Regions from separate parts of the Homo sapiens genome. Here all the other regions are linked to region 1. A link is a loop called in an ENCODE intact Hi-C map of the cell type or tissue named here. Cell type or tissue: PC-9. All regions are shown on one strand. Region 1 has its middle 150 kb from the start of SEMA3C. Region 2 has its middle 370 kb from the start of SEMA3C. Region 3 has its middle 84 kb from the start of CD36. Region 4 has its middle 320 kb from the start of HGF. Region 5 has its middle 380 kb from the start of SEMA3C. Region 6 has its middle 24 kb from the start of SEMA3C.

What was found. Peaks named below come from ENCODE experiments on the same cell type or tissue, not always from the same donor. Only the 100,000 strongest peaks of a DNase experiment are listed, where the experiment ranks them.
Region 2: it touches region 1 in a loop (13-fold over the local background); 2 of 110 quality-filtered maps call a loop at or near these places.
Region 3: a loop joins it to region 1, with 11 times the contacts of the local background. A loop is called at or near these places in 3 of 110 quality-filtered maps.
Region 4: a loop joins it to region 1, with 3 times the contacts of the local background. A loop is called at or near these places in 5 of 110 quality-filtered maps.
Region 5: a loop joins it to region 1, with 12 times the contacts of the local background. A loop is called at or near these places in 2 of 110 quality-filtered maps.
Region 6: a loop joins it to region 1, with 9 times the contacts of the local background. A loop is called at or near these places in 5 of 110 quality-filtered maps.

The regions. Positions count from the first base shown.
Region 1 is chr7:81,071,703-81,075,702 of GRCh38, reverse strand. No RefSeq gene overlaps it. Among named protein-coding and RNA genes, the nearest start is that of SEMA3C, 150 kb to the right of the region's middle. RefSeq lists an enhancer at 57-1,256. In PC-9, no CTCF peak of the experiment used is centred here; a DNase peak (open chromatin) is centred at 1,942; H3K4me3 peaks cover 713 bases; H3K27ac peaks cover 2,732 bases.
Region 2 is chr7:81,283,326-81,287,325 of GRCh38, reverse strand. No RefSeq gene overlaps it. Among named protein-coding and RNA genes, the nearest start is that of SEMA3C, 370 kb to the right of the region's middle. In PC-9, no CTCF peak of the experiment used is centred here; a DNase peak (open chromatin) is centred at 1,995; H3K27ac peaks cover 1,134 bases.
Region 3 is chr7:80,720,703-80,724,702 of GRCh38, reverse strand. No RefSeq gene overlaps it. Among named protein-coding and RNA genes, the nearest start is that of CD36, 84 kb to the right of the region's middle. RefSeq lists a silencer at 1,556-1,850. In PC-9, no CTCF peak of the experiment used is centred here; DNase peaks (open chromatin) are centred at 1,752 and 2,672; H3K4me3 peaks cover 1,489 bases; H3K27ac peaks cover 3,541 bases.
Region 4 is chr7:81,445,649-81,449,648 of GRCh38, reverse strand. No RefSeq gene overlaps it. Among named protein-coding and RNA genes, the nearest start is that of HGF, 320 kb to the left of the region's middle. In PC-9, a CTCF peak has its summit at 2,078 (motif pointing right); no DNase peak of the experiment used is centred here.
Region 5 is chr7:81,297,165-81,301,164 of GRCh38, reverse strand. No RefSeq gene overlaps it. Among named protein-coding and RNA genes, the nearest start is that of SEMA3C, 380 kb to the right of the region's middle. In PC-9, no CTCF peak of the experiment used is centred here; a DNase peak (open chromatin) is centred at 1,724; H3K4me3 peaks cover 679 bases; H3K27ac peaks cover 1,259 bases.
Region 6 is chr7:80,940,954-80,944,953 of GRCh38, reverse strand. No RefSeq gene overlaps it. Among named protein-coding and RNA genes, the nearest start is that of SEMA3C, 24 kb to the right of the region's middle. In PC-9, no CTCF peak of the experiment used is centred here; DNase peaks (open chromatin) are centred at 2,473 and 3,353; H3K4me3 peaks cover 1,623 bases; H3K27ac peaks cover 3,037 bases.

The DNA.
Region 1 (4,000 bases):
TTTTTAAGTGATCACAAAAGTTTATTGACTGCTTGTAGAGAACCATCCAGGAAAGACTAATTTCAGAAAGCTGGACAAAGAATCAGTGTTGTTGCGCAGGGTAGTATAGTTAATCTATATAAGAATATCCAGCCAAGAAGGAAAGGTGGGAGGTAAGCCTGCTTTGCCACTCACCAACTTTACCATGGAGTTGTACCCACATGGAGGGAAAATTAGTATCATTTTCTATTTTACACAAAGATTCCAGGCAGTCATCAAGATGTTCCACTGTGGACTGCATCCACCTGGAAGAGGAGCCAGAGAGCAATTAAGCAAGTCACGGTAGATCAGAAAGACTCTGACTCCAGAATTTGGAATGTACAAAACCAGCACTATTGAGTAGGTGGTTGATTCAGAATAGCTGCTATCTGACTTATTCTTTACATTTCCTTCCAGATGCAGATGTTCCACAGTCACAGGTACTCCTTATGGAGTGACTTCAGTCAGACGACCATTGTTCAATCTTGCTCCAGACTGAGGCAGAAATAGTCATTCTGTGGTAATCTCTTAGTCTCCTAGATGTACAGGAGAGTGAGGGCATAAATGCCCAGGGATACAGATCCATGAAACCCATGAGATTATATGTCAGGTCACGCCAGTGAATATTTTCTTATGGGTGAGGAAAACTTGTGACTTTACCTTTTAAGGTCAATGTCAGGTTAATGGCTTTCTTATTCCTCCCTTGTAGTATATAAGGAACTTCTCATTTTATTCAGGCAAAACAATAAAGACAAGGTCTGGGTTTTAGTCCCTGCTGCACACCATTCCAACATTGATCTTCATGGTCTGAAAAGCATGAGAATCAAATATTGTTCCGCTCAGAAAGTCCCTCATAGTGTCCCTCTTCACTGGCCACAAGGTTGACCTCAAGGATCATTGCTAAAATTCCCAAGGTCAGAGCCTTCTGGGTCTACCCTGCTCAGATCCTTCCCAAGGACCCTCAGGTGCACACATTCTTTGCTTCAGGGTGGCTGAGTTAATGCACAACCATCTCAATAATCACCAGGAGTCAAGTTAATCTCTTCTCTTCCTGAGTCAAAGGGCCTCCGACTTCTGCAAGGATCATCCACCCATGCAGCCTCAAAAATTTAGGCTTTTCAAATTAGATGCCTGGGAAAGATGCCTTCAGGGAGCTACTCCACCGTTTAGCCATAAACACAAGCAATTCATCGCACCTAAGACAGGAAAGCCCAGAACTCAGGTACATGTAGGTGGGAGTAACAATCACATTTAAATCTTTTTTGCTGATGAGAAAAAAGTCAATTATATATCCTACATCAACCATAATAATAATCATAATTATAACAGCATTCTGCTCCACTAAGTAACAAAACTGCTAAAAAAAACAGTGCAGTGAAAATAGCATTTGAAATGGGCTTTATGAGTGATATGTGCATGTGTACATTTAGGTTTGGAAAATATAATATTGCATTTTGAATTGGAATTTTGAATTTTTTGACAGTCTGCCAAATAAATAAGTCAAGTTCTATGAACTCAGCATGAGCTCCAAATTGAACAAAAACTAAGAATACATGAATACAGTAGGCATGTTAATAAAAATGGTTAGTTTCTTTTGCATTCTTTTGCAATGCTAAGCCATGGAATTTTTAAAAACAATTTCCAAGTTTGTGATGTGAAAGCATAAAGTGTGTTCATAAGTTACCTAGTAATGACAGAGGGACTGGAGGGAGAAATATTTCACATAGAGAACGTGTGTTGAATTTCACTAGGATATGTGTTGGATTTTTCACTGGTTTTTGCTAAATGCAACAACGTGTTCGCTGAGTAAAACCAGTGACGGAACCTTGAGTCAGTGGGGTTGTCAGACTGGGAGGGGCCAGGTGCTAGCTATTAATAGATCCCCTGGGAGCTGAGGATGGAAACAGGTGGCCAGGACAGGTTTCAACAGCAGCGAGTACAACGTCATCAACAAGAAAAACATGTTTTGGCAGGGAGACCCACCTCTCTGTGGCAGGCAAGGTTCTGGGAATAGGCCAAGAGTAACAGAGAAATCTCAGATAGGTGGAGGTTTTGTCAACTGGTTTTAAAGCCCAGACAAAATTCTCTCATGATGGAAAGCAAATAACACCAGTAATAATTTCTTCTTATTGATCACTTACTAAGTGCAAGGCATTCTGGTATTGTTAAAAAACAATCAAGTTGGTATAATTATTGCCATTTATAAATAAGGAAATTGAGACTCAGACAGGTACAGCAACTTGCTTAATATAGAGTAGTCAATGAGTAGGCTTATACGCTTTTTTTTTTTTTTTTTTTTGAGACAGAGTCTCGCTCTGTCGCCCAGGCTGGAGTGCAGTGGCGGGATCTCGGCTCACTGCAAGCTCCGCCTCCCGGGTTCACGCCATTGTCCTGCCTCAGCCTCCCAAGTAGCTGGGACTACAGGCGCCCCCCACTACGCCCGGCTAATTTTTTGTATTTTTTTTAGTAGAGACGGGGTTTCACCGTTTTAGCCGGGATGGTCTCGATCTCCTGACCTCGTGATCCGCCCGCCTCGGCCTCCCAAAGTGCTGGGATTACAGGCGTGAGATATGCTTCTAATTTAATCTGATCTTTTGAAGACTAGTGTCAAAGGGGCTAGGACAGGAGACATGTAATCAACTGAGGGGTCACATTTAAAGGTGTAAAATAGGGATGTGGTTACTACATATGAGCTACAAAGTGGAGGGGAAGAATGTTGTAAATTCCAAGCGCCTTTCTACTAAGCATCTCAAGGTTAATTTTCCAGCCCAAGAAGATCATGGGTTCTTCTCTCCCTGGCAGTAGAAGCTCTTTTTTTTCTTCTTTTTTTTGAAAGAGTCTCGCCCTGTCGCCCAGGATGGAGTGCAGTGGCGGCATCTCGGCTCACTGCAAGCTCAGCCTCCTGGGTTCACGCCATTCTCCTGCTTCAGCCTCCCGAGTAGCTGGGACTATAGGCACCCGCCACCATGCCCTGCTAATTTTTTGTATTTTTAGTAGAGACGGGGTTTCACCATGTTAGCCAGGATGGTCTCCATCTCCCGACATTGTGATCCGCCTGCCTCCGCTTCCCAAAGTGCTGGGATTACAGGCATGAGCCACCGTGCCTGGCCGAAGCTCTTTTATATAAAGTTGATATCTTCCATCATTCATGCCTTCATTAAGATAAAAATATAAATAAGATTGATTCAATGCATGCTTTTAAGGTGATACCGTGTCCGGAATTTGTGGGTTCTTGGTCTCACTGACTTCAAGAATGAAGCCATGGACCCTTGCGGTGAGTGTTACAGTTCTTAAAGGTGGTGTGTCTGGAGTTTGTTTCTTCTGATGTCCAGAAATGTTCTAAGTTTCTTCCTTCTGGTGGGCACGTGGTCTCCCTGGCTTCAGGAGTGAAGCTGCAGACCTTCCTGGTGAGTGTTACAGTTCATAAACGCAGTGCGGCCCCAATGAGTGAGCAGCAGCAAGATTTATTGCAAGAAGTGAAAGAACAAAGCTTCCACAGTAGAAAAAGGGATCCAAGTGGGTTGCCACTGCTGGCTTGGGCAGCCTGCTTTTATTCCTTTATCTGGCTCCACCCACATCCTGCTGATTGGTGCATTTTACAGAGAGCTGATTGGTCTGTTTTACAGAGAGCTGATTGGTCTGTTTTGATGGGTGCTGACTGGTGCATTTACAATCTGAGCTAGACACAAAAATTCTCCAAGTCCCCACTAGATTAGCTAGACACAGAGCACTGATTGGTGCATTTACAAACCTTGAGCTAGACACAGGGTGTTGATTGGTGTGTTTACAAACCTTGAGCTAGATACAGAGTGCTGATTGGTGTATTTACAATCCTTTAGCTAGACATAAAGGTTCTCTGAGTCCCCACTAGATTAGCTAGACACAGAGCACTGATTGGTGCATTTACAAACGTTTAGCTAGACACAGAGTGCTGATTGGTGCATTTATAATCCTCTAGCTAGACATAAAAGTTCTCCAAGTC
Region 2 (4,000 bases), 210 kb before region 1:
TACCCTAGAGTTGAGAAAAGAGGAAAATTGTTGGAAGCCACATCAAAACATTGAAGAAAAGAATAAATTTGTCCGCTGGGTGCGGTGGCTCACTCCTGTAATCCCAGCACTTTGGGAGGCCAGGGTGGGTGGATCACGAGGTCAGGAGTTCGAGACCAGCCTGACCAACATGGTGAAACCCCATCTCTACTAAAAATACAAAAAATTAGCCAGGCATGGTGGCGCGCACCTGTAATCCCAGCTACTCAGGAGGCTCAGGCAGGAGAATCACTTGAACCTGGGAAGCAGAGGTTGCAGTGAGCCAAAATCGTGCCATTGTACTCCAGCTTGGGTGACAGAGTGAGACTCCATGTCAAAACAAAGAATGAATTCGTCTCATCCTTGATCAGATCAGTCAAAATGTCAGCCTCTAACTTTACAAGAGCATGACAGTTAAGTGAGAGAAAATCTGCAACAAGAATATAGTCATGGTCTTGAAATAGTTCCTTTCTTGTTCAATGAGAAATAAGAGCCAGAGGATTGATAACAGTCCAAGAACTAAGTATTGAGTTATATTCTGGGTTTTCTGTAGGGTAGCCCAAAGAGAAGAGCTATAATAATCCACCATGGGGTTAAAAGTAGTATTCGGAATTTTAGAAATTAAGAATAATGAAAAGAGTCCAGCTGCTGCTCTTTGTCTTCATGATATCTTCTTTTATTTTATTTTTTTTATTTTTTAATTATAGTTTAAGTTCTAGTGTACATGTGCATAACGTGCAGGTTTGTTACATATGTATACATGTGCCATGTTGGTGTGCTGCACCCATTGACTAGTCATTTACATTAGGTATATTTCCTAATGCTATCCCTCCCCCATCCCCCCACCCCATGACAGGCCCTGGTGTGTGATGTTCCCCACCCCGCGTTCAAGTGTTCTCATTGTTCAATTCCCACCTATGAGTGAGAACATGTGGTGTTTGGTTTTCTGTCCTTGCAATAGTTTGCTCAGAATGATGGTTTCCAGCTTCATCCATGTTCCTACAAAGGACATGAACTTATCCTTTTTCATGGCTGCATAGTATTGCATGGTGTATATGTGCCACATTTTCTTAATCCAGTCTATCATTGAGGGACATTTGGGTTGGTTCCAAGTCTTTGCTATTGTGAATAATGCTGCAATAAACATATGTGTGCATGTGTCTTTATAGCAGCATGATTTATAATCCTTTGGGTATATACGCAGTAATGGGATGACTGGGTCAAATAGTATTTCTAGTTCTAGATCCTTGAGGAATCGCCATGATATCTTCTTTTAATGTCAACTTTTATTTTAGAAACATAGAATACATGTCCAGGTTTGTTACATAGGAATATTGCCTGATGCTGAGGTTTGGAGTATGGATCCCATCATTCAGGCAGTGAGCATAGTACCCACTAGGTAGTTTTTCATTCCAGGCTCTCCCCCGAACCTTTTCCCCTCTGGTAGTCCACAGTGTCTATTGTTCCCATATTTATGTCCGCATGTGCTCATTGTTTAGTTTTCACTTTTAAGTGAGAATATACATTATTTGGTTTTCTGTTCCTCCCTGCATTAATTCACTTAGGATCATGGCTTCCAGCTGCATCCATGTTGCTGCAAAGGATATGATTTCATTATTTTTTAGGGCTGCATAGTATTCCGTGGTATATACGTACCACCAATCTACCATTGATGGGAACCTGGGTTGATTCCATGTCTTTGCTATTGTGGATAGTGTAGCTATAAACATACTCATGCCTGTGTCCTTTTAGTAAAATAATTTATTTTCCTTTGGGTATATACTCAGAAATAAAATTGCTGGGTCAAATGGTAGCTTTGTTTTAATTTATTTGGGAAATCTCCAGACTACTTTCCACAGTGATTGGACTAATTTACATTCCTACCAGCAGTGAATAAACATTCCCTTCTCTCCACAGCCTCACCAACCTCTGTTGTTTTTTGACTTTTTGATAATAGTCATTCTATCTGCTGTGAGATGGTATCTCATTGTGGTTTCGATTTGCATTTCTCTGATGATTCATAATGCTGAACATTTTTTCCTGTGTGTTGGCTGCTTTTATATCTTGTTTTGAGAAGTGTCTGTTCATGTTCTTTGTCCATTTTTTAATGGGGCTTTTTTTTTGCTTGTTTATTTATTTAATTTCCCTATGGACTCTAGATACTAGGCCTTTGTTGGATGCATAGTTTGTAAATATCTTCTCCCATTCTGTAGTTTGTCTGTCTGCTCTGTTGATAGTTTATTTTGCTGTGTAGAAGCTCTTTAGTTTAATTAGGTCCCACTTGTCTATTTTTGTTTTTGTTGCAATTGCTTTTGGGGACTTAGCCAAAAATTCTTTGCCAAGGCTGATGTCTAGAAGACTATTTCCTAGGTTGCCTTATGTATTTTTGTAGTTTGAGGTCTTACATTTAAAATCTTGGATCCAGGTTGAGTAAATTTTCATAAATGGTAAAAGATAGGGGTCCGTCTTCAATATTCTGCATGATATTCTTAAGATGCAGGGCTGTCTAGTAGGCCCTTTCTGGAATAGCTCAGCTTCTGTTGATAGAATCCTAAGACAGGAAGAGAGTTCTAAGACTGCCTTTGTGACTCATCTGCTGAGGTGAAGTCAGAGAAGGAAAAGAAAAAAAGAGAAGAGAAAAATCCTTCTTGAGATAGGAAATGTAAAATAAAGAATTACAGTCACTTCAAATTGTTTTTAGTTAGAAAGTCACAGTTTAAAATGAGAGTTTTATTTTCTCCTCCTAACTACAGAACTACCCTTGTAATTATTTAGATTTGGATAATTTCTATATTCCACTTAATTTCTTTTGTGTGTATATCCTAAGTAGATAACAGATAAAGGGACTGGTAAATTAGATGGGCAGAGAGATAGATATAAAGAAACATAGATAAGTACATAGATAAATTACACATATGCCCACACATTTGTACAGAGAGAGATTAGAAAAATGGAAAGCTTAAAAAGATACATAAGAAGACTCTATAAAAAGACTTTAAAATCTCAAAAGGGAATGAAGTAAAAAACTTAGGACTGAGGCTTTCAAAGGGATAGAGCAAATTTCATCCTTAATATTAAATGCCATCTGTCTCTTCCCTCTCACTCCCTCTCTGGGGCAGTCTTCCACGTATTAAAAAGGCAGACTCAGACAGCATATTTGCATTTTATTTCGTTATGGTCTAGTGGTTTAAATTTACTCTGATACCCTGCATTTGACTTTCATAACATAGAATAAACCTATTTCCTGAATTATTTACCCAAAGTTTTTTAACAAATACCATATAATTTGTGGACATTCAAGGGGTTTAATTCACAAATATAATAAAATTTAAGTAAATGAAAGAACTACTCTCATCACATACAATACCATCTAGTTGAAGTCTTGGAAAGTAATGACATCCGATGATAGATGTCAAGATGTAAATATTTTGGATATATCAGTGCAGTAATAGCATTAGCTTTCTAAGGTTGCATATCAAAAGAAAGGCATCAACTGCCAAAGGGCATTTAAATACCTAACCACATAGCTAAAGTTATAATATTTTATCCACATGTTGCATTCCATTGACTTTTGGCTTTGTCTGTTGCTAAAAATGTCTTCCAGATGCCACCATTATTGTTATAGATCCATTTCAAGTTTTAGACTACTTAAGTTAAGGAGAAAAATGTTTTAAAATCAAATGTTTAAGGTATGAACAAATACTTTGAGGGGAAAATTTAAGAGATCGTTGTGCATTTCTTCCCAATTTTATACTGATATGTAAAATACAAATACATTTGTTCCTTTATTGAACTTTTATGAGTCTTTGATGTATGTTTTCACTTTTTTACCATTGAAAAAAATTTTACAGAATAAAAGCAAAATTCTTTTAATTTACTTAAACCAGTTAGGTAAAAAATAATAAAAAGTCCTGTTTGTATAAAATTGAAAATAAAGGGGACATTATATTGGTATTACAAAAAATAGAATATCCAAGATTTG
Region 3 (4,000 bases), 350 kb after region 1:
TATATTTATTAAGTGTTGGCTAAAACCCTGATTCACTCTGGAGTTTGACTGGAAAAGACTAATTGAATGGGACCCATCCCAACACATATGTCTCCTCAAAGCTGAAAGTGATTTAGGGCTTTGAGGGCAGTTAGTGACCATCGGATAGATTTGTACTCATTCTAGGCAGCTAGCGTGCAGCAGTGTTTCCATCCTACAAGAAAACTTGTGGTGAATATTTCCCAGATGGCTTTTGCAGACAGAGGTCTCTTACAAAAGAAGAAAAGAACACTTTAACAAAGTCCAAAGAGCAGCTCATGTTGAAGATTTTTTTTTTTTTTAAGGACAAATTCAGAGGCCTTTTCAAACTCTACAGGGTGCTTCTGGAATATGTTTGGAATGTAAACACATGCCTGACTGAATTGCCCAGCTGCTACCTGGCTTACAGAGTGACCTTTCATAGAGTTCTCAAATTTTAAATCAAAAAGAAATCTTGTTGAACCTTGGGGTCATTCTGTCCCTTTCTTTACAGAAAAGCAAAATGAAACTAAGGTAAGTTAAGTGATGCACTCACATAAACTGGGTTTCCATTCAAGCTGCCATGTTCCTTCTCATTCTGGAGGGTAACCTGGGCTCTGTGGTACAGGTGTAACTTCACAGCATGATATTTATTGGTGACATTCTCTCTTGCTTCATATTCATTTATTCTTTCCCTTTCAGTTCTGCTTCATTCCCTTTCTGTTTCCTGCATTTACTCCTGTTCTCCTACTCTTTTTTGCGATTACTCTTTTTAAAAACATCTCTCGGCCGAGCATGGTGGCTCACGCCTGTAATCCCAGCACTTCGGGAGGCCGAGACAGGTAAATCACGAGGTCAGGAGTTTGAGACCAGCCTGGGCAACATGGTGAAACCTCATCTCTACTAAAAATACAAAAAATTAGCTGGGTGTGGTGGCATGCCTGTAATCCCAGCTACTCGGGAGGCTGAGACAAGAGAACCTCTTGAACCCGGGAGGCGGAGGTGGCAGTGAGCTGAGATCTGGCCACTGCACTCCAGCCTGGGCAACAGTATGAGACTCCATCTCAAAAAAAAAAAAAAAAAAGTATGTTCAGTTGATTAAAGGATTACTTACAACTAGCTCAGGAAGAGAAAACAACACCTCTAAAATGCAGATGTAACTGATGTGGCTTGAATGAGACAGGAATTTGAATGTCCCATTTTACACCAAGGTGAGCTAATCCAGACATGTAATTTAAGCTTTTTAAGGTTTTAAGGAATCTATCTGACAATTGTGGATTTAACTTCCCTTCCCAAGTGAGAATTGACTCAAATATTTCCCCCATTATTTGTTATCATCACACACACCTATATACACATACTCATACTCTACAACTGGACTACAAATGTCAAAAAGAAATAAGCCCATTTAAATAAAAGTGAATTAACTTAATCTTCAATCTTATATATCCAGAATGTGTTATTGTAGCCACAAAACAATGACTGTTGGAGATACCATGTTAACATTACAGAAATGTATTGTAATCCTAATCATTAACCATCATGCAGTCTACAAATGAAGGAGATGAGAGTAACCCAGGGTAGTGAAAGATTTTATGAGAGCAGCAGAAAATATTCACAGTAAGACACAGATGGGGAAATGTGTCATGTGGAATGCAAGTTTGACTAACAGAAGCCCAGTGGTTGGGATGAGATGAAAGCGTAATGCAGAGCCCAGTGGGAAGAGGCACAGAGTACACTGGCACAAAGTGCAGTGGCTCATGCTGATGGAATGACTGAAAGACGCAGCAAAGGAGCAAAATGAGCTCCTTTAGCTGAGCCTTAAGCAATCACCACCTCTGACTAATATCAGCCCAGGATGGTGAAAGGTCATTCAGCAGCAAATTGGATGACATGGTTTATTCTATATAACTAAGAAGTATTTGGAGTGAACTGTTAGAGATTAAGTCCTAGTATGGCAGGTTAAATTAGAGATAATTTACTTTGCTCTCACTCTGTTTTCTCTCCTCCTCCCAGGCCATAGTACTCCCCTGCCCCTTGAGATTTTTGCATAGCTTGATTAAAAATTAAATTGCTTCGACAAAATTGCCTCTGGGCTTTAGTTTTCTAGTGCCTGAATTCTTTCAGGGGACCATGCTGGGGAATCGGAAGAGAGCAATAACTGGGAGGAAGAATGAGGGAGGAGATTTTTAGAGGCTAGGAAAGGAAGAAAGTCTTCTGGTCCTAGAGCAGCGGGGAATCTCTCTGGCTTCCCAGTGAGTAGCAGAGACTAAGAAGGTGACAATGATGGGGCTTTCAGACAGTCAAAGACCCTGGCTGTACTAGACATGTGATTGACAGAAGAGGCTCATTTCAAGAATCCTCCTGGCTTAGAAAACAAGGTCATCCACAGTGATCCTGACTGGAGTAGCACCCAGATTCCTGTGCAGTTGCAATAACAGTGATGACTGCCAGGCTGGTATTCTGAAAATTGTCCCTGTTAAATTATTTTAAAACATTTTTGTATTGCAAACTACATACAATTTTGTTGTGATGCCAGGTTACTTTGACATTTGGAAATCTCACCCTTATGCCTTGAATTCAAAGCATATGAATCTCTTACTCCATTTTTTTCTTCCTTGACTCCAATCCACCCACAGCCTGCAGTCGTAGGCAGATCTGTGCTTCTATGAGTCATACTGTACTGTCACATTGAGTAACTTGCAGTATAAGGAAAGAAAGAAAAGTTCTCTAATTTAGACATTAGATTTACCAAATCAACAGGATTTCAACATGACAGAAACTGTTTTTGGTACTTTTGCATCTGACTGTGCATGAACCAAGAAAGAAGAAAACAAACTGGAAAGTGTACTTTGAAACAAAATACAACTCTTGCCAATAAAAATTTGTTATCCTTGTTTAAAAAAAATTGTCTACCCAAAGTTATCAAAGGAGAATTGGGATTATTTGAAGAATAAAAAGGTAGAAGGAAATAGTTGGAGTTAAAATACCTCAGCATTCTTCCTTCAACTGGTATAGAGGCATAAATTGCTTTTAATTAGCATATTAAAAATTGCGTACAAATATTATGACTCAAAGGCACACTAGTCCGGGGTTATATATATAGCTTTTCTTGAGATATAATTTATATGCCATTCAATTCACCCATGTAGATGTACATAAATTGTGCAACTACCACCATAATCTAGTATATTTTTATCACCTCAAAAAGAAATCCTGTACTGTGTAGCAGTCAGTTTTAATCCTCTTCCCCTTCTTCCACTCTAGGCAGCCACTAGCTTATGTTCTATCTCTATGGGTTTTCTCATTCTAGACATTTCAGATATATGGAATTACACAATATATAGTCACCTGTGACTAGTTTCTTTCACTTAGCATGATGTTTTCAATGTTCATATATGTAGCACATAGGAGTATTTCATTTTTTTGATTGCCTAATTTTCTATTGTATGGATGTATCACCTTAAGTTTATCCACTTATCAGTTTATGGATATTTGAGTTGTTTCTACTTTTTAGTTTTATGGATAATTTGTGTACATATATGAGGTTGAACTTTACAATGATCAAATAGTATTTTATTTTCATTATTTATGATTCATTAAAGGTCCATGTCATATTAACCTTATGTTAATTAACTTTATTTTCTAAAATTTGTATCCAAAGGTATGTTTACAATTTACACTTCTTTGAATTACATATTTAATATTTTCTATTATAAATATTTTATAAGGAGTACACTAAAATTTTGTAAGTTATAAATGTATGGCATAGATATATTTTTATTATATGACTTCTGTCAAAATCGGTAAATATTTTACGTAATACTACTACTCCTAGTCCTCACTTTCTTGCTTCAATGAATTGTCTAGATGAAACCATCCTCAGTGATTGCTGAGTCTGAAAGTTTTCACTTCCCATCTCTTTGATATTATACTCCCTAAATTTGGAAGGAGAAAATTGGACTCCTTGCATACTAGGCTTTCAGGAATGATTGACACCCTC
Region 4 (4,000 bases), 370 kb before region 1:
AGGTGGGTGCAATGGACTCCATGAGGGTTCTTAGCTTTGGTGGTTTAATGCTCTATTTTTGTGCTGTTTGGCCTCCTGCCAGGAGGTGGCACTTTCCAGAGAGCCTCAGCTATGGTAGTATGGGGAGGAACCGGCAGTGGGCGGGGCCCTAAAACTCCCAAGATTATTTGCCCTTTGTCTTCACTACCAGTATTTTTAAAATAGCATATTATGATATGGTTCTGCATTTTTTTCAAAGATCCCCCTCCACTATACATACATTTAACTTTTTGAAAATGAAATATACATAACTTGGAAGAACAAAAGTTAAGAAAATATATAAACAATTCAGGCATTTCTGCTCAATCAGCAGAATGTTTCTGACTCAGAGTAGACAAGAAATGCCTTTCCATTTTCTTTGTTTCCTCCATTGGTCTCAGTTCATAAGACCACTCAGTGCCACTTTTAGTGAGTTCTTCCAACACTAAGTTTGGTCTAGTAGTTGAAGAATGTATGTTTTGTAAAAACACTCTCCTTATATAGAAATTAACTAATTTACTCAGGGCTGTTGTTTCCATCATAACACATTCCTGAGAGATTTTTACAGATAAGGTTCACTATAAGTAAATTTAGATCTACACACTGGCTTTAGAACCTAACTCTCTGCTAAGATACAACTGTATTGTACATTTCTACCTAACTTTTTATCAGCAAAATATTACTCTAATTCATAGATTTGAAGATACATTCGCTGATTCCTTATGTACATATATTATTGGGAAGGACAACTTTCCTCCATTTTCATTCTTTTTAAGGAATATCTTACCTATTCTAAGTAATTATTCTTCAAGATAAATTTTACTAATTTTCAGAAAACAAATTAACTTTATTAGAATTCTGAATGCAAATGAGTTAAAATTAATAATTATCTTTGTACCGTTTACTGAGTTTCTTCTTTGTGCCAAGTATTCCTGGAATTCATTTAAATCTCATAATTCTCCAAAGTAAACATTATATTGTTATTATCAATATTATAGAAACAAGAATATTGTGACTCCGAACTGTTATGTTTCGTTTCCAGAGTTATACAGCAAGTGGGCATTAAAGCTAAGACTTCAAGCCAGACTTTAAAGCCCCCAACCTAAACCTAAGCCTTGCTTCCTATTTGATTTTTATATGACATATATTATCTTTTGATTTGAATTTGGGGATAATAATATCTTTATAATGTGAATCTTCCCAACCAAGAGTACATCTATGTCTCTTCCTGTGTTCAAGTAATTATATTCATAATAATAATGTAATATATGTTATTAAGGTATTGTGGTTTTCTATACTATGCACATGCATTTATTCACCATTTAGATATTTGTGTCTATTTTTTAAAGGGAGGGTCTCACTCTGTCACCCAAGGTGGAGTGCAGTGGTGCGATCATAACTCACTGTAGCCTGGAACAGAAGATAGATGCAACGGTGATCTTCCTGCCTCAGCCTCCTGAGTAGCTGACTACAGGTGCCATACCTGGCTAATATTTTAATTTTACTGTTACTTTTTGTACAGACAGGGCCTCACTCTGTTGTCCAGGCTGGTCTAGAACTCCTGGCCTCAAACCATCCTCCAGCCTCATCCTCCCAAAAGTGCTGGGATTACAGGCATGAACCACCATGACCAGCCTACGTATGTCTTTATATATCATCACTTCATGGCTCTTTTCATCATTTCAATGACCACATTTTAGCCTCAAATATAGATTGGCTTCAGAAATAAAGTACTATAAATAGCACTGAATTTAGTTTGTGTAGCAAAAAAGCTAAGCTGTCCTCAAAACAAAGACGTGTTAAAATATAAGCAGACAAAATAGAGAAGTTAGTACAATTTTAAATGTTGCTAAATATTTATGTATAAATGGATTGATCAGACTTTAAATTTTCCCCAAGGAGACGTACAAATAAAGTGCTCCAAACAACTTATTTCCTGGTTAGAAAACACAGCCAGTTTATCCTGGTCTTGTGATGCCCAGTTCCTTCCCACCACCATCACATAGCAGATGAAGGTAAATACGAATCCCTCACAGGGAGTAGTACAACAGAGAACTTTAACAACACAGTGGCCACTAGGGAGCACATTCAGCTTTCTTATCAGGGACATTGCACGTAGTTCTGCTGTCAGTTTCAAATTTAAGGGCCCTCTTTGATGGTTAAAGAATTTTGAAATCAGTAACAATTACAAAAATAGTTAAAATGTTTATATTTATTATTAGAAGGGCACTGCATGATTTTTTTGATGTACAGGAAAAAAGAAGCAAAATCCAAAAGCAATTTTTACTAATATTTGACAAATGTCGTCAGTCTCATATAAAACTATGTTCATAGGGCACGTATATTTTTGAGTTTGTTTTAATGTGCTTAATTTTATGACCTAAGAATTTTCACAGTATTAAAATGTTTGATTAAATCTATTTTATCTTTTTAAAAGTATTCCATCTTATAGCTACAGTTATGTGGTGCCTAAACTTCCCATGAATATTGGACATTTATGCTGCTTCTGATTTTTTTAATAGAAACCATGCTCTAAAAAGTGTACCGTAAGAGCAAAAGTTCAGGTAGACCTAGATTCATGTCTCAACTATGACAATTAGCATTTGAAATGTGGGGCTAGTTATTAACACCTGTAAGCGTCATGGTTTTTTTCTTAAAATAGTAGGCAATAGCATCTATATGGCAATTGCTGTTGATTTAGCGAGTAAAACACATAGAGAAGAAACAACTTAGCATACAGGAAATACTAAATACATACTCTCTGATATATAATGTATTATTGTTGTGATTTTTGTACATGAATCTGCATTTAAGATTATTCTTCTAAAACACATTTCTGAAAGCAGACATGCTCATTCAAAAGTTATTGATCCACATTTGCAAATTGCTTTCCAAAATAGTTGATCAATTTTTAAACTCGAAGTGTTTTTCAAATTTTAGATTTCCTCCTTAATATAAAACAGTAAATATTTAGCAAATCACATGATTTTAACCTTGAAATTATCATTGTCTTTAGATGTACAAATTGAGCATGTGCATTAGAAAGTATTATGTGCATCTGATTCTATCTTTTTTCTAAACCAGATAATCTGAGTTTCACAAAGTCTGTCAAGTATTTTATGTGTGTATACATACATCTCATTTTCCTGAGTAGGAGGAACAACACTCCTTGTAAATTTCAGGAAGCTCTGTGTCTCAAGAGAGGTAAAGAGCCCCAAGCCAAAACCCAACCTTCCTAAAATATTGGGCCTGCTGATCTGCTTGAAGAACTTCAAATATGCCTTGTTTCTCTGGGACAAATATGCTAACCAGTGTAAACATATAATGTTAACTTTTTTTCCTATTTCCTTTGGCTGATATTTTCTGTAACCTCTTCCAAAAACTAAAAGAGTTGTAACATCTATAGGTAATACGTTGTATGATGACAATATTACTATTTTAAAGTTTACTTTAAATATGACTAGTGATTTTAAAATAAGTTCCCTCTACCTACATTTAGTACACATGCATTCCATTTATAATGTACTCAAAATGTTATATTCATTCATGTTGGTGACATGTCTGAAACTTCTTGGCCTTTTGACTAATTACATCTAATTAGAAGATACATAGAAACATATAGCAAAACAGAGTTTACATTTCTTTTCTCCTTTTTGGGAGGTCGCCAACTATATGGTTACAAAGAGCTAATCAAGAGCCAATTTCTTGTAGGTGCAATCTACTTACTGTTTGACTTCTCTGTACATACCTATGTCCAGAAAGCAGCAAGCCTTGAGAGGTGAATATATTTGGGGCACTTAGAAAATGATAGGTAAACAAGTAAGTGAAAATAAATAAACCATATGAAGTTAATCTTATATTTGCGCCTTGAAAAAAAAGCCTTCAAATAGGTGAGCTTTTGATTGAGTTATTTATATAAAACTCTTAAGAGATACAATCACTTTCAAGAGAAAGATGTGGTTTCCCTTAAAATCATTTTCCT
Region 5 (4,000 bases), 230 kb before region 1:
TAAGGGACGTAACAAAAAGTAAATATCAGTGAAACAATGCTCCAACTTCAGGGCGTACATAATAATATTTCATAAGGGGTGTTTGATGTTTTCATCAATGATAAATTAGACACCACACAAATTTTGGTCTCAGAGCTATGAGCAATAGCTGGCAGGAAACATGTTCAAAATTCAAATTGGTCTTGGTTATCAGGATCATAAATAAATGTAATGGGATTAAGTTACGAGGTCACTGTAATACATCTCAGGAGGAATAAAACAACTCAGCAAAAGAGGCCATAAATGCAACCTGACTAAAGCAGCAAAATTGTTTAATCTATACTATACTATTTATTAGACACCGTCCTAGACACAGATCAGAATTCAAAGTGAATAAGCCATGGCACCTACCCTCAAGAGTTTTTTTACTGCAGGGAGTGATAAATAAATAAAATAAAATGCAAGTTGAAAATGTTTTTACATGCTGAAAAAGAGGCATGCAAACAACAGCAGCACAGTGGGGGAAAAGAACTACGAATGAGATCAGTAATATGTGATCTTCCTTTTAGCTTCAGCACAAGCAGCCATATAGTTATTACCCCTTTATCCTTATTCCAAACTGCCAAGAGAAGCAAACAAATCACATTCATTAATCCAAAGGGTTGGATACCTTTATCCAACTATGCTCCAGTTAGCAATGGATGGAGAAGGGAAAAATAACACAAAATAGTGTACTTACAGAGGCAAATTCCGAAGATGGATGACTGTGCAATACCTCCAAGAAAACTGAAGCTGGAAAAAGGTGCTTCTATATATTACCTATGAATGCTGAAGAGAAAGGGTGAATACGTGAAGTAAGACACTTGCACAGTCATTAGATTCCTAAGGATATTATCAGCCATTGAGAAGGCAAAGAAGATGTTGTGCTTGAATAACAGAGACTCTTGAAAGAGAAAAATCAAATTACAACTTTCAAGAGATTAACATGAAACTTGAGAACAATGTTAGTTCTGTTGTTGAGCTAATTACTCAGTGAGAGAAGTTCAATGATAATTCCTGGTTTTGATGAGAACTTCACTATTATTTATGTAAGTAAATTACACCTGAAACAGAGAGATTTTTCTTACAAGGTCAAAAGCAGTTAAAAGACATCCATAATAAATAGCAGAGCTAACTAACAGAAAACGGAGCAAGTAGAAAATGTTAAACAAGTGTCTCTGACAAAAAGACCTGGAGTCAATGGTTGCTAAGGAGTCATAAAATAGGTATGTGGTAGAAGGAGTAGGAGATTCTAGCACCTACATCAAATTCCCCCCTTATCCTCCAGAAAGTCACCTAGAAATCTCAGCTGAGATGATTTGCCATTCTGCCCAGTTATGAAGAGACGACTAGATAATATGCTTCAATGTCCCTACCAGAATTGTTTCTGTGAAGAAAAATAAAATGTGTCAGATCAGTCTTTCGAGTAGCAACTTATTCTTTATTATTATTTTAGTTTTTGACTTTATAATAGGAAGGTTCCCTTCATGGCACCAAAAAAGTCCTACAAGTGCATTTTCCATAAGTTGTTTGAAGACATCTATGTTTGGACAGTTAACAAGTCACTAGGGAGTTCATGAGTAAGAAAAGGCACAGCCCTGACAGTGAGCCCATGTTTTTGTAAAGAATGCCTGCCGTTTAAAGGTCATAGGCTGAGAAGCTGTGGTTAGCAAAAGAAATTAGTCATGAAAACACAGTACAGCCCAGCAGGGATTTATTATGCATGAACCACTTCCATTTTTTGTTTATTTAAAATAAGCTAGATTGTGAAAGTGTTGAAATTTCCTCGTGGCACATAACTTTAGGGGAGTGCCCTCCTCTCCTCCTCAGCACATCGTGTTGATTGAGATTATTTGGAAGATATGACTGCTGTCCAAAACTAAAAGTAAAGCAAGGATTTCAACACATGGGAAATTCCAAATGCATAAAAAGGAAAATTACCACACCTATAACTGAATATTCAGTTTGTTTTTTAGAAAATCCGTGCACATATACATAGATGTTTTAAGATAAAAGTGGATATGGCTCCCCAAGCATGAATGAGAAATGCTAAATTTGGTTACAACAGGCTTATTCAGAATTATGGATTCTAAGTGGGAGAACTTAGAACACACGTTCAGCATTTTTTGGAGAAATAATTTTGAAGTACCTGTGATACTTTTAACATACTAACAAGCTTTGAAGGAATTTAATAAAGGGCTTAAAATTTTCAAAAAAAGTTTCAAATTACTCTCTTGAATCTGTAGTTCATTTGTGTTTCCTCTTTAGCTGTCTCTATGGTTCACATTCAGCATCTTGTTTCCAAGAGTGCATGTGTGCATCTCTGCTGTTTTATTTCAATATCATTTCAATGGTGTACTGAGAGAATGAGCACCTTACCTTGGAGTGTTTGGTTAAAGATCTGATATCACATTATCATCTCAATTCAAAGTTCCATTTTGTATTCTATAATACATATTATTTTGCAACTCTAAATGATAAAAGTTTTGAAAGTCTAACCTATATTTCTATTAAATGAAGTGAGTATGTTGTTTTCAATGTGTTTTATCAGCTAGCACCCCCACCTCATCACCAAATTGCTCTCTCACCTAGGAGGTGCCTTTTCTTAAAATACAGAGATCTGTATTTTAGAGATATTCCTTTGTAATTTTAGATGGCAAAATCCCTAAAGGTGGTATTAGAGGATATTAAATATCTTCTAATATTAAATCAGGAACACCTTGTGGAAATGAGTTTGTATAAATCTCTCCCTTTGAGTCAAGACTAGAATGGCAGAAGCATATGGAAGAACTGAAAGTGAAAAAGGACTGAAGTAGGGAGAAGGTTTAACAAAGGAAATTGAGATATAAAACCTTGTAATGCAAGATGATTCATTATGACATTTATTCTTTGATTAAGACATAGTAGGATATACTAATAAGTCATGATATATTAATACAGTACATACTCTATAGTAATCAAAATCATAAGCAGTATATATGAATCTCAAAGACAAAATGTTGAATAAAAGAAGCTAGAAACAAAAGAGTACTTACTCTATGATTCCATTCATATGAAGACCAAAAAGAGGTGAAGGTAACAGAATTGAAACAGAGGTGTAAAGTAAGAGAATTCAGAAATGTCTGATTAACCTTTGGAAGCAAAATTATGACTGAAAGGGAGCATGCTGGTAATATTCTATATTTATCTATACCTATATTTATATCTATATCTAAACAACTAATTTGTCTTAAAGTCTCTGAGTGCCAGACATGGCAGGCAGACTTGAAGATGGCCTCCTTTGGTTATCACCTCCTGCTATTTATACTTTTGTGTATTTCCTTCCTTGAGTGAGAATTGAACCCAGAGAGTTATTTTTAATGAATAAAATATAGCAAATTCCTTTTATGATTATGTTACATAAGATTGTGACTTCTGTCTTATTAATAAACTCACTCTCTTGCCAATTTTGATAAAGCAAACTGCCATGTTGGAGAGACCCGTTTGACAAGGAACTGAGCGCAACCTTCAACCATTTGCAAGGAAGGAACTGAGACCTTCAGTCAAACAACCTTAAGTCATGCCCAGATTCCTGTCCCTTAGAAACTGTGTTGTTTTGAGATGGCAAGTGTTGGGGCAATTTGTGATGTAGCAATAGATGTTACATTAAGCAGAACATTTCAGAAGCCACATTAGCCAGCAAGTTGCTAGTTCTGGATAATTGAAAACTACTTAATGCTGTAAAGCAGATTATTTGAAGTTAATTTTTTACTGCAATAATATTTTATTATAAGTAGGTGTGCAAATAGTTATATGGAATGTTTGCTTTGGACTATGGGGACTTCCAAGATGTGAGACTTACAGTTTCAAAACCATAACAGTCTTGGGAAAGCCAGGACAGTTAGTCACTTTACATATTGACTATGAAATGATTTTTACTGTTTATTTTGTTTTTCGAACCTAACAGGGGCTTACTATTGGTTATGTAAGTGAATATTCAAAG
Region 6 (4,000 bases), 130 kb after region 1:
GCACTCCAGCCTGGGTGACAGAGCGAGACTCCATCTCAAATAAATACATACATACATACATACATACGTACATAAGTACATACCAACATGCTGCTTAATGTGTTACCCCTTCTAACAGAATTTGCTTTATTAGGAGAATGACTCAAGTGGCTTTGTTTTCTTCTAAAATTATATCCATAATCTACATCCTTTAATCGCCTGATGGTTCTGAGTCCTTTTTGAACTCTGCACTAAGTATAATTAATAGCCAGGATATCCCCAGGTGGGTCTGCGACTGTCATCGCATCTCAGCAGACTGAAAAAGTGATGCCCATTTGGTAAGCTGGGGTAGCAGGACATGTTTCTCTTTAATACTCTAGCCAATACTTAACTAGCAGTTGTAAGGTCCTGTAATGCTCTTTCTTAAGTGTCCATTCTGTTTCCTCCTTGATGCCAATTTGCTTAGGGTCCTCAATGACTTTTGCTTACACTTTACATTCAATGTTAACAAAATAAATAAATTATGATTTTTGTCTTCAAAGAGCTCAGAGTTCAGTGGACTATACAAAACAAGTAAAATAAAAATATCTTCATAGTCCCCATTCAGACAAATCCTGCAACTGAGAAAAAGTGGCAGTGCGTGAGAGAAAGTTATACTAGGTAAAGGGAAGAGCAAATGCAAAGACATAGATGCTTGAGAGGGAGCCACGTGTTGAGAACAATGAGTGATTTAGAGCCCATCGAGACTGGATCCCATAATGAGACAGGCAGAGGAAGGGACTGGTTAAGGTCCCATTGGAAAGCCATTTTACCATGGTAAGTTTACCTTTTATCCTCTGTAAAATAGGGAACTGTGCAAGATTTAAATAGGGAAGTGGAATACTCAGATTGTTCAGATTGGTTTTTTTTTTTTGAAAAGAAACATTGTCGGTATTTTGAAGCATGAACTAAATTAAGGATTAAGGATTAATTAACTTTTCTTGAATCTGCAAGCAAATTTGTCCATTACTGTTCTTTTGTTTTGGTCCAGAAGGGACTATTAATAAAATACGGACTAAAAGGAGAGTTGCTTCTGCATTCTCTACATTGACTGCCTCTACCATCTCTTTATTATATTTATTAACTTGTTATTTTTCTAAGATGCCTGTTATTTCAAATTGCCAGCAGCAATTTTCTTTTGGAGGCTATCCTGGGACTAAAAAAGAATATTCGTTCAAAGGATATGATACAGTATTGTAGAACCTAATTAACACATTTCATATATGAATCATTATGTTATTTATTACATCAGCAATTGACCACAGTTAGTAGAGCAAATAGATTTTAACTTTTTCACCAATTTTTGCAACCCATGGCCACCTAGATACATGTCTCAAAAGGAAATCTCTGCAGAAAGTGTTTATCCAACAGCGATGTTTGCCATATGTGAAGATAAGATCTGGTCATGAGTCCAGGAGCATCAACCCAGTGGGTAGCAGGTAAAAGGTTGGAAGGAAGCAGATTCTGTAGCATTGGGACATTGACAGTGGGGAGCACATGGAGTGCTTGGATCAAAGAGACATTTTAGAACAGTAGTGTGGCAACTTGATGAAGATAATTAGATAATAGTGATATGAAGCAGTTTTCTTGAATCTGCAAGAAAATTTGTCCATTACTGTTCTTTTGTTTTGGTCCAGAAAGGGTTATTAATAAATAGGGACTAAAAGAAGAGTTGCTTCTGCGTTCTCTACATTTGACTGCCTCTACCGTCTGTTACTTTTTTTTTTTTTTGAGACAGAGTCTCGCTCTGGCTAATTTTTTATATTTTTTTAGTAGAGACAGGGTTTCACAGCGTTAGCCAGGATGGTCTCGATCTCCTGACCTCGTGATCTGCCCGCCTCGGCCTCTCAAAGTGCTGGGATTACAGGCGTGAGCCACGGCGCCCGGTCAACTTGTTACTTTTTTTTAGATGGTTGTCTTTTTAAATTGCCAGCAGCAATTTTCTTTTGGAGGCTATTCTGGGACAAATAGAAAATACTGGTTGAAAGGAAATGATACAGTATATGTAGAACCTAACTAACGCATTTCATATATGAATCATTATGTTATTTAATCAGCAAATGTTTGCTCAGTAACTATTTGAATCATTTTGTTTAACTATTAGCATCAGCAAAGATTTGTTCACTGACTCTCTATTACCTAGGATATACCCAGTATTCCAAAAGGGAAAAAAGTAGCATAGCCTCTCCTCTTGAAAACTGTATTTTCCATAATTTATTCAAGCAAAATTGACTACTTAGACACTATCCCTTTGAAGTAGCCCTCCCCAAGCTAACCTATGAACCACTATTTGCTCATAGGAAGGAAGTGGTTCTATCTAAGGCTAAGAGCCAAGAATTTTGCATTCCATTCCATTCATTGCTTCTGTTACTGATTTATTAAGTAATATTAAGTAGCAATTCTGCAGACTTTTCTCTTTGGCCTACTGAGCATGGCAATGCACTGGAAATTCCACTAATGTGGGCACAGCTTGGGGCACGACAAAGAAATAGGTGGAGACTAGAAACACATCTCTGACATGTCTTAGGAATGTCCCTAGGGATATTTCATTACTGAGTAGCTGAGCAGAGACATGACTCAGCCAGAGTTCCTGCAACTGGCTGTCTGGGGCAGCTATGAGAATGCTGGCAGGAGTTGCTGACTAGCCAGTGTTTGGTGAAGATGAAAAACAGCCTTTTAGTTAGAACTGAAACTTCTAAATAGCAATCTGATTGTACAAACTGACTTGAGTTGTTTGTTAGTACTAACATATTAAGAGGGGAATAAATTTGCTATCTGTCTGCAATAGCTTTCTCAAATATGTCAATGCATTTGAAGCACCTTGCGAAGAATTATTATTTAATCAGTGGACATTAGAACTCCTATTTTGATGGATTCTTTAGAAAAATACCTTGATTTTTGCAGTTGAAAAGTGAGAAAGGTTCTGTTGACAGAGAACTAAGAAATATGTAAACTTGTTTCTTAAGAAACAAACACTAAATTGAAGATGGAAAAAAGGGGAAAGAAAAGAGATGGAAGGAAGGTGACCAAGGAATAGAGCAGAAGAATGAAAGAGTGGATGAAAATCTATAGAAAAGCAATGCCTAATAAATAGCATTTATATTAGTGGTGCAAATTTTCCCTCCATGTGATAATATATACAGATAGATATATATTTTACATTGGGATTTTGATTATTTAATATTTATTTTTAGATTGTGTTCACTATCTGTGATATAAAGAAATTCAAAAACTTCTTTCCTGGTTATGAAACATTGTGTTACTCATTGCCTTTTTTTCAAAAACAGAAACTGGACAATTAAGGCTAAGTGCAATCACTCTGTTTAAATTTATTGGGCAATAGTTGCATGATCTTCAGTTGTGGAATTTGTGTGTCAAGGCTCATATGACAATTCCTTTATGGCACTGAAATAAGACTGTACTTGTCTTTGCTTTGTCCTTTCGGCCTGCCCTTGGTGAACTCCTTATTGCAATGAATTCGTATTTCTGAATCTAAAGATGACTAGCTTCTAGCTGCTAAGTTAAATTTAAACCTCCGTGAGGACACCAGCTGTCCCTAAGTGAGATAATTTGCTATTTTCCTCGGGCCAAAAATTCCAGTTTGGGGTAAGACAGGGCCTTGAAATGCACATTCCCTAAGAGGTTACTTTTGATCCAGAGATCTCTTAAAGTGTTAATGAATTTCCACACACATGAGCACCCTGCATTTTTTTCCTTTTGGGTTAAAAACCGAAGAGGTCTATAAGGAGACTGTCTCAGAACTTTGGTTCCCAGAACCATTATTTATATTCAGCTTCAGTGTTCCTTATTTATTAGCTGGGACCTAGCAGAGCAGTTACAGCAACAGAAAACAGCAGATGGCAAATTTCATGGTGGCGATAACACAATAACTGAGAAGTATGTGGTGAGCAATATGGGAGCTCTTCACAAATCCCTTATTATCCTTTTTTGTTATTTCTGTGTGTGGAGGGAGGGATGTTAA